Linked DNA regions of Homo sapiens: region 1 is linked to region 2. A link is an interaction called in ENCODE POLR2A ChIA-PET data of the cell type or tissue named here. Cell type or tissue: Panc1. All regions are shown on one strand. Each heading gives the region's core, and the rest is flanking DNA. Links, peaks and the distances in the headings are about the cores only. Region 1 has its middle 78 kb from the start of NEK6. Region 2 overlaps LOC107987037 (a long non-coding RNA gene).

Evidence for each region. Peaks named below come from ENCODE experiments on the same cell type or tissue, not always from the same donor. Only the 100,000 strongest peaks of a DNase experiment are listed, where the experiment ranks them.
Region 1: POLR2A ChIA-PET joins it to region 2 with 5 read pairs; 2 of 35 experiments call an interaction of 5 or more read pairs at or near these places.

The regions. Positions count from the first base shown.
Region 1 is chr9:124,177,374-124,181,762 of GRCh38, forward strand. No RefSeq gene overlaps it. Among named protein-coding and RNA genes, the nearest start is that of NEK6, 78 kb to the right of the region's middle. In Panc1, for the core only: no CTCF peak of the experiment used is centred there; no DNase peak of the experiment used is centred there.
Region 2 is chr9:124,077,174-124,081,562 of GRCh38, forward strand. The region is part of intron 2 of LOC107987037 (a long non-coding RNA gene); the gene reads left to right. Among named protein-coding and RNA genes, the nearest start is that of LHX2, 68 kb to the left of the region's middle. RefSeq lists enhancers at 1,311-2,510, 1,517-1,811 and a silencer at 1,517-1,811. In Panc1, for the core only: no CTCF peak of the experiment used is centred there; DNase peaks (open chromatin) are centred at 1,698 and 2,158; H3K27ac peaks cover 856 bases.

The DNA.
Region 1 (4,389 bases), core at 84-4,083, 100 kb after region 2:
CATTGTAAAGATTCTTTATATATTTTGGGTATGCACTCTCCATATATGCTTTTGTTTTTGTTTTTGAGATGCAATCTTGCTTTATCACCCAGGCTGGAGTGCAGTGGTACAATCTTCACTGCAACCTCCACCTCCCAGGTTCAAGCAATTCTCCCACTTCAGCCTCCCAAGTAGCTGAGATTACAGGAGCACATCATCGCGCCCAGCTAATTTTTGTATTTTAGTAGAGATGGGGTTTCGACACATTGGCCAGGCTGGTCTCAAACTCCTGACCTCAGGTGATCCACCCGCCTTGGCCTACCAAAGGGCTGGGATTACAGGCGTGAGCCACCACGCCCGACCTTTGCTTTTGTTTTGAGACAGGTCTTGCTATGTTGCCAGGCTGGTTTTGAATTTCTGGCCTTAAGTGATCCTCCTGCCTCAGCCTCCTGAGTAGCTGGGACTAGAGGTGCATCACTGCTCCTGGCTCCATATATGTTTTTTAATGTAAATTTAATTGAAGTATAATCATCCAAGTTATACTGACTGCATCAAAAAAGGTATATAGTGGGCTGGGCATGGTGGCTCACGCCTGTGATCCCAGCATTTTGGGAGCCCAAGGCAGACAGATCACCTGAGGTCAGGAGTTCGAGACCAGGCTGGCCAACATGGTGAAACCCCATCTCTATTAAAAATACAAAAGTCAGCCGGGTGTGGTGGCATGTGCCTGTAGTCCCAGCTACTCAGAAGGCTGAGGCAGGAGAATTGCTTGAACTCAGGAGGCAGAGGTTGCAGTGAGCCAAAAGCATGCCACTGCACTCCAGCCTGGGCAACAGAAAACAGAGCAAGACTCTGTCTCCAAAAAAAAAAAAAAAGTAAAATCTGTCATTCTGCAATTGCCTATTTTCCTCCACTAGGCATCATATTTTAAAAATGTATCCCTGTGGATACATGTTGCTCTAGGTAATTCATTTTACCTGTTGTATAGGATTCTGTAATGGCATCAAAACATGATTTATTTATCCGTTCTCTGTTGAATGATAGGTTGCTTCCAATTTTTTGCTATTTCAAACAGTTCTGCAGTGAACACTTTTATACATATTTCCGTATACACATAAGAGCTTCTCTAAGCAAACACCTAGAAGAGGCATAGGGGCTGCATATCTTTAAATTGATTCCAATTTTCTCTTTAGCTGTATTTATGCTACTATTCAGCCATCCTACTGAGTTTTAAATTTGAACAATTATTTTAAATTTCCAAGATCTTTTAGTGATTTATTTTAGTAACAGCCTGTCCTCAATTCATGAATATGTTATCTTCTCCCATCTCCCTCGGGATAGTAACTGCACACTTTAAGGTCTTCGCGGGGCGCGGTGGCCCACGCCTGTAATCCCAGCACTTTGGGAGGCTGAGGCGGGCGGATCACGAGGTCAGGAGATCGAGACCATCCTGGCTAACATGGGGAAACCCCGTCTCTACTAAAAATACAAAAAAAATTAGCCAGGTGTGGTGGCAGGTGCCTGTAGTCCCAGCTACTCGGGAGGCTGAGGCAGGAGAATGGCATGAACCCGGGAGGCGGAGCTTGTAGTGAGCCGAGATCGCGCCACTGCACTCCAGCCTGGGCAACAGAGCGAGACTCCGTCTCAAAAAAAAAAAAAAAGGTCTTCTTTGGTTTGTGTTTGCTCTTGAAGTCTTTTCCCTCGGGTCTCAGGTCTTCTCTTTGTTAAGTCTGATGCTCTCTTCCGGGGTCGACTTTGCTCAAATACTTGGGCATTCTTGGTTTTCTGCTCACCTTTGCTTTGGGAATTCTGATCTGCCTGCCTCTGAAGGACGGTGTTGACCACAAGGGTTTTCCTCTGATACTCACCATGAAGGCATGCTACTAGTGGTCTGTCACGGAAGTTGACGTTTTTCCCATTTCCTAGGGTGCGACTAGATACTCTAGGGCAGTGGTCCCCAACCCCCAGGCCAAGGGACCCGTACTGGTTTGTGGCCTGTCCTACCTGGCCCGCACAGCGGGAGGTGAGTGGCGGGCGAGCAAGCATTACCACCTGAGCTCCACCTCCTGTTAGGTCAGCGGTGGCATTAGATTCCCATAAGAGCACAAACCCTATTGTGAACTGAGCATGCAAGGATGTAGGTTGCATGCTCCTTATGAGAATCTAATGCCTGATAATCTGAGGTGGAACAGTTTCACCCCAAAACCATTCCGTCCCCCGACCCGCTCCGTGGAAAAGCTGTCTTCCATGAAACCGGTCCCTGGTGTCAAAAAGATTCGGGGTGGCTGCTTTAGGGCATGTTCTGACTCTGAGACCTAAATATTCCCTCGCACACCTCTGGCTTGTGGGCAAACTCCACTGCTGCTGGGTGTTCAGCATGAGTGATGGGTGGGGTGGGGGTGCTGGGGGCAGTTGGGCAGTGAGGGGCTGGCCAGCTTGGCTGCTCTAAACCCCTCAACTGCTAACTCTCATGACCGCCCCAGGCTGTCTCGCTGGTCTGAGTATTCCTGGGTTCTGTTGACTGAGCTTGGAGCACTCCTGGAGCCAGCCCTGACTTGCACAGTGGATCTCTCCTCCTGTGGCAGAGACACTGTGAGTCCCTCTGTCAATCCAAGCCTATCTACTTTCCATCTTTCAGGAACTCCAAAGTTACGGTCCACTGAGGATTCTCTTTCTTGTTTTCTACAACTGTTATAGATAGTATACATTTATTTGAATATATATGTATTTTTCTGACAACAGGAGATTTGGAGACAGAACTGTATGCCCATTCTGTCCCTTTTGCTCACTCTTCTGTGCTTCTTATCTTCCTTATTTTATTTATTTATTTGAGACAGTGTCTTGCACTTGTCACCCAGGCTGGAGTGCAGTGGTGCGATCTCGGCTCACTGCAACCTCCGCTTCCCGAGTTCAAGTGATTCTTCTGCCTCAGCCTCCTGAGTATCTGGGATTGCAGGCGTGTGCCACCATGCCCAGCTAAGTTTTGTATTTTTAGTAGAGACGGGGTTTCACCAGGCTGGTCTCGAATCCTGACCTTAAGCGATCCACCCGCCTCAGCCTCCCAAAATGCTTGGATTACAGGCGTGAGCCACTGTGCTCGGCCCTTATCTTCCTTAAATTCAGTCTTCATTGGATGTCTCTGACCGTGGGTCTCTCGGTTTCTCTCTTTCTGTGTGTGTCTCTCTGGGTCTCTGTCTCTGGCTGTTCTATTTCCATGTCTCTCTGTGGCTCCATCTCAGTTCTGATGATCTCTACTCACGCTTCTCTCCCTCTTCCTGGTCCTCTGAGTCCCTCTGCCTCATCAGGCTCCTCATCTCGGTGGCTGCTCCCCATCAGCGTGAGGCTCTGGTCCCCAGGGCTGGCTGGCTCTGGAGCAGTTTGCGGGTGGGGGAGCCCCAGATTGCTGCAACATGGAACAAGGATTTCCAACACATGCTCCCCCTGGCAGCCTGCCACCACAGCTTGCTGCCTGCCAACATCACACTTCAACTTAAAGAGGGAAAACTGCCAGACCAATGTTTTAGCTACAGCCCCGTGTCAGGGTTGCACGGGGAATCTCGCAGCAGCCCCTGCCAGGAACTGGAGCTGAGAGGGGATTAGGGAAGGGACTCTGGGCTGCTGGGTGGTGATGGGGGGTCCCAGATGCCTCCCTCCCTGGCCTCCCTGGTTCTAGGTACCAGAAAGTTTGCCTGGAATCCACTCTGGGCTCTGGGCTGAGCTGAGTTCCTCTGGGCTCTCCCCAGAATCGGGGCTTCCCGTATAGTCCCCTCCTGGGCAGGTATAGTCACCAGGGGTCCTGCTTCTTTCATCATTGTCTCTCCCCGCCCCCACGCCACCCACAGAGTAGCTGCCTTTTCCATCCACAGGCAGGATGGCTCTGTGCTCTGAGCCAAGCATCCCTGAGCACAGGGAATGGTCTGAAACAGAGGACACGTCAGTGGGATCACTCTGGTTTACTGGTCAAGAGTTAGGAAATGTGCCAGGCACGGTGGTTCACGCCTGTAATCCCAGCACTTTGGGAGGCCAAGGCGGGCGGATCACCTGAGGTCAGGAGTTTGAGACCAGCCTGGCCAACATGGTGAAAAACTGTCTCTACTAAAAATACAAAATTAGCCAGGCGTGGTGGCACACGCCTGTAATCCCAGCTACTTGGGAGGCTGAGGCACGAGAATTGCTTGAACCCAGGAGGCAGAGGTTGCAGTGAGCCAAGATCATGCCACTGCACTCCAGCCTGGGCAACACAGTAAGACTCTGTCTCAAAAAAAAGAAAAAAAAAAAAAGACTTAGTAAAAGAGACTGGTGTGGAAGCACACATCTTCACCGATGAGGGAATGCCCATCCCTTTCGGTGCAAAAGCTCCATATTTTTCTAGGACTTACCCCTGGCAGTATAGATATGCCCATCCTTGCC
Region 2 (4,389 bases), core at 185-4,184:
GTGATTATCAAATAGCAGGAATATGCTAAAGAAGTCAGACAGAATGACAGAGAGTAACGGAACCACAGGGAATCCATTATGCATATTTTGGGCCATTCAAAGCTTTTTTTTTTTTTTTTTTTTGAGACAGAGTCTCCCTCTGTTGCCCCGGCTGGAGTGCAATGGGGTGATCACAGCTCACTGCAACCTCTGCCTGCTGGGTTCAAGTGATTCTCCTCCCTCAGCCTCCCAAGCAGCTGGGATTACAGTGCTCACCACCACACCCGATGAATTTTTGTATTTTTAGTACAGACAGGGTTTCACCATGTTGGCCAGGCTGGTCTCGAACCCATGACCTCAAGTGATCTGCCCACCTCAGCCTCCCAAAGCACTGGGGTTACAGGCGTGAGCCACCGCACCCAGCCTCAAAGCTTTTGTAAACATTAGGAAAGTGCTTCTTGTCTGAGTTTACTTCCAATTCTGCTTTATTGTTAAATCTCATTGTTAACAATATTTCCCAACTCCTTCCTTCCCTCCTCCTTCCTTTTTTGCCAACATCTCTAAGAAAGTTGGATGGCATACAAGTCCTTCATGTGTCATTATGAACATGTTTAATCAGGTTGCTTTTCCAACATCCAAGACAATTGGTCTCAATTAGAGTAAAAGAATTTCTCTGGAGGTTAAGGGAGAAATAAGTTATTTTGAAGCCTTGGGCCCCCGAGAGAGAGAGAGAGCCTGGTGGGTGATTTATGCATCAGAGAGGCAGCAGGACTGGGTGTGATAGTGGGAAGGTGAGGTGGCCCAGAAAGGATGGAGGTAAGATCTTGAAGACAAACTTGGCTGAATTTTATGAATTACTAGAGGTTGGCTTCTAATTAGGCCTGGAACTCAATGCCATGCTGGTGTCATTCTTTCCTTTTGCTTCTCTGGGGACAGCCTGGCCTTCTGGGCCAGGGCCCATTAGTGAGTCACCGTGCAGGGCATTCATTCACTAAACATTCCTTCAGAACCTGTTCTGTTTCAGGTTCTGAGTTGGATGCTGGGAAAACAGACATTGCTCAGCCTCTGTTCCTGCCACTAGTGAGCTCTTGAACTTGTAAAGAGAATCATATCATTAATTTTAACTTACTAGATCAAGGGATGTCCAAGAGAGCCTGTGAGCCCCAGATTAGTGACTCTGTTTCTGAGAGGGACTGATATCAGAGTGGGGTCTTGAAGGATGAATAGGAGTTTGACAGGCAGAGAAATGTCCTTCTAGGCAAAAGCACATGCAAAAGTATATGGAGGTATGAAAGAATATAGCTTACTCAGGGAGAATGAGACATTACAGGATCAGCGGTTAATGGAACAAGATGGGGGACGAGCAAGAAAAGGTATAAAGAGGCAGAATGATGAACAGCCTTAAATGACACTGTTTGGAGTTTGGACAGGGTAGAGAGATCAGCTAGAGAGCAGGGGTCAAACTTGGGCCTAGGTTTGCTGAACTCTCAAGGCGCCAACTTGAAAGAGTGAGAAGTCCCCTTCTCTGACCAGAAGCAACTTACATACTTCCTGGTGGAGTAGAAACCAATTCCAGCATGGGGGAAGCCCCCAGAGCAGCTGTATAGGGCAGGCACATGGTGCTCCTGGATCTGAAAGGAAGGGAAAAGGATGGAACAATTCAGTGCACTTCTAAGTTATCCAAAACAATGTGAGTCATTTAACAAATATTTGTTTCGCTCCTACTGTATGCAAGACAGAGGTTGTCAGTGTGTTCAAGCCAAAGATCAAATACCCATGCCTCAAACCTGGGCTCAGATCCCAGCTCTGCCACTGATTTTCTGCATGGACGTGGGCAAATTGCTTCTCCTTTCTGGGCCGAAGTTTCTCCATTGGTACAATATGGGTGTTAGATTTGAAGATTTTGATCATGATGTCCTGCTCTCATATTCTGCAATTCTGACTTGCTCTGTGATCTTGGGCCAGCCCCTGCCCCTGTCTTGGCCTCAGTTTCCTCATCTGTAAAATGGAAGGTAGGAAGAGATTTAGCTTGAGATACATGGAGCCTGTATCTTGGTCACCCGAGCCTTCCCTACACCCAGCCCAGGGTCCTGAGCTACTCTCCCCACCCCCAGCACACTCTAGCTTCCTCTACATTTCTCATCAAGATGCAACATACTTTAAATAGCATCTGCATGACTGGCTGGTTTTTTCCTTCCCGGAGAAGCTCTCTACAAAGTGTGCCAAGTGGCAGCTGTCAGGGCCGAGGTGGCATTTCCCTCAGTGATGCTGACAGCAGCTGTCCCGGCGCAGGCTGAATGGAATGGAAATGACATCATGTTTATTCAGGAAAGATGTTCCCAGACCCAGATCAGTGTCAGCAAGATGCTGGGATGCTTGAGGAGGGAAAACAGGACCAAGACCAGGCACTGGGTCTCCTCTTCTGGAACACACACTGCGCCATACGCCACCCATCTCACACACATTCCACGCACACATGCTCACACACCCACACCACTCACACAGACGGGCCTCCATATATACCACACCCTCTCGCACACGCACGAAAACACAGATGAACACGTGCCACATGCTATACAGGCTCCCCCCTCCCCCGCACACAATCGCACCACAGGTACATATCAATACACACCACCATGACAGCGCACACATACACCACATGCTCACAGATACACAGACACCTAGAGAGACATAGACAGACAGCTGCATGTCACATATGCATTCAGGTAGGGGTGCAGCTATTGGGGTGGAGGACAAGCTTCGGGACCCCATGCATAGAATCGGATCTTTCTTCTTTCTCCCTGGGTCTGTTTCTTCTCTGAAATGGGTGTTGTGTCATCCAGCCCTAGGCTGTTCCAAAGACTAAACAGTAGAGGCAATATCTTGCTCTCAGAAGACAGTAGGTTTTTAAAAATTTTATTTTTTAATTTTTATTGAGACAGGGTCTTGCTCTGTCTCCCAGGATGGAGTGCAGTGCCACAATCTTGGCTCACTGCAACCTCTGCCTCCGGGCTCAAGCAATCCTCCCACCTCAGCCTCCCAAGTAACTGGGACTACACGTGTGCACCACCAAGTTCGGCTAATTTTCAGATTTTTTTTTTTGGTGGGGTAGAGACAGGGGTCTCACTATATTGCCCAGGCTGGTCTCAAACTCCTAGGCTCAAGCAATTCTCCCACCTTGGCCTCTCGAAGTGCTGGGATTACAGGCATGAGCCACCTTGCCCAGCCAACCCCAGGTCTTGAAGTTAGGTAGGCCTTACCTGGTTGATCCTGCCAGTAGCAAAAACAAAGGAAAAGGAAAAGAAGTTAGGCAGACTTTGAATTGAATCCAGATTCCATAAATCCTAGCTATGACGCTGGGCGTGTTATTTATCACTCTGAGCCTCTGTTTCCACATCATTAAAATGGGATGTTTTGGATACCTATTGCTGCATAACAACCAGCCCCCAAATTTATGCTTTAAAAAAACAGCTATTTTCTATTTCTCATTATACTATGGGTTGGCCAGGTAATAATCCTGCTCCAAGTAGTGTAAGCTGAGGTCCTGGGAGGCGTGGGCTATCCAAAATCGCCTCCCTTACAGAGCTGACAGTTGATGCACCTGGAATCTTTACCTGAGCTATAGGCCAGGGACCTCTGTTTTCTTCCACATGGACCTCTCCACATGGCTGCCTGAGCTTCCTCACAGCATGGTGGCGGGATTCCAAGGAGGGGCATTTCAAGAAGTGAAGGTGGAAGCTGCAGATCTCTTAAGATTTAGCATGGGAATCACAAAATGTCACTTCCAGTGCATTCTATTAGTCAGAGTAAGCCCCAGGGTCAGGCACGTAGTGAAGGCCTAGATTATGGCAGTCATTATTCATAGTCATTATTACTGCAGAGCCAGCGCTGTAATGGAGTCTGGACCAGGGACATCCTGAATTCCCAGTGCTGGGGGTTTACAGTCACTGAGACACTAAAGAATGGATAAGATATGAGGCCAGGTGCGGTGGCTCACGCCTGTAATGCCAGCACTTTGGGAGGCCAAGGTCAGGAGTTTGAGACCAGCCTGGGCAACATGGTGAAACCCCGTCTCTACTAAAAGTGCAAAAATTAGCCTGGTGTGGTGGCATAGGCCTGTAATACCAGCTACTTGGAAGGCTGAGGCAGGAGATTCACTTGAACCCAGGAGGCAGAGGTTGCAGTGAGCTGAGATTGCACCACTGCACTCCAGCCTGGGTGACAGAGCGATACTCCGTCTAAAAAAAAAAAAAGGACAAGGTCTCTGGACTTCTAAAGAGCTCCACCCCAACCAAACAAGCTCCTCCCAGATGGGTTTGGCTCTCCCTACTCTGCCTACCCCCTACCCCACCCTAACTGCTGCACTTAGATTTGCCTGCAGATTCATCCAAAAAGCCAATATGACTTTCC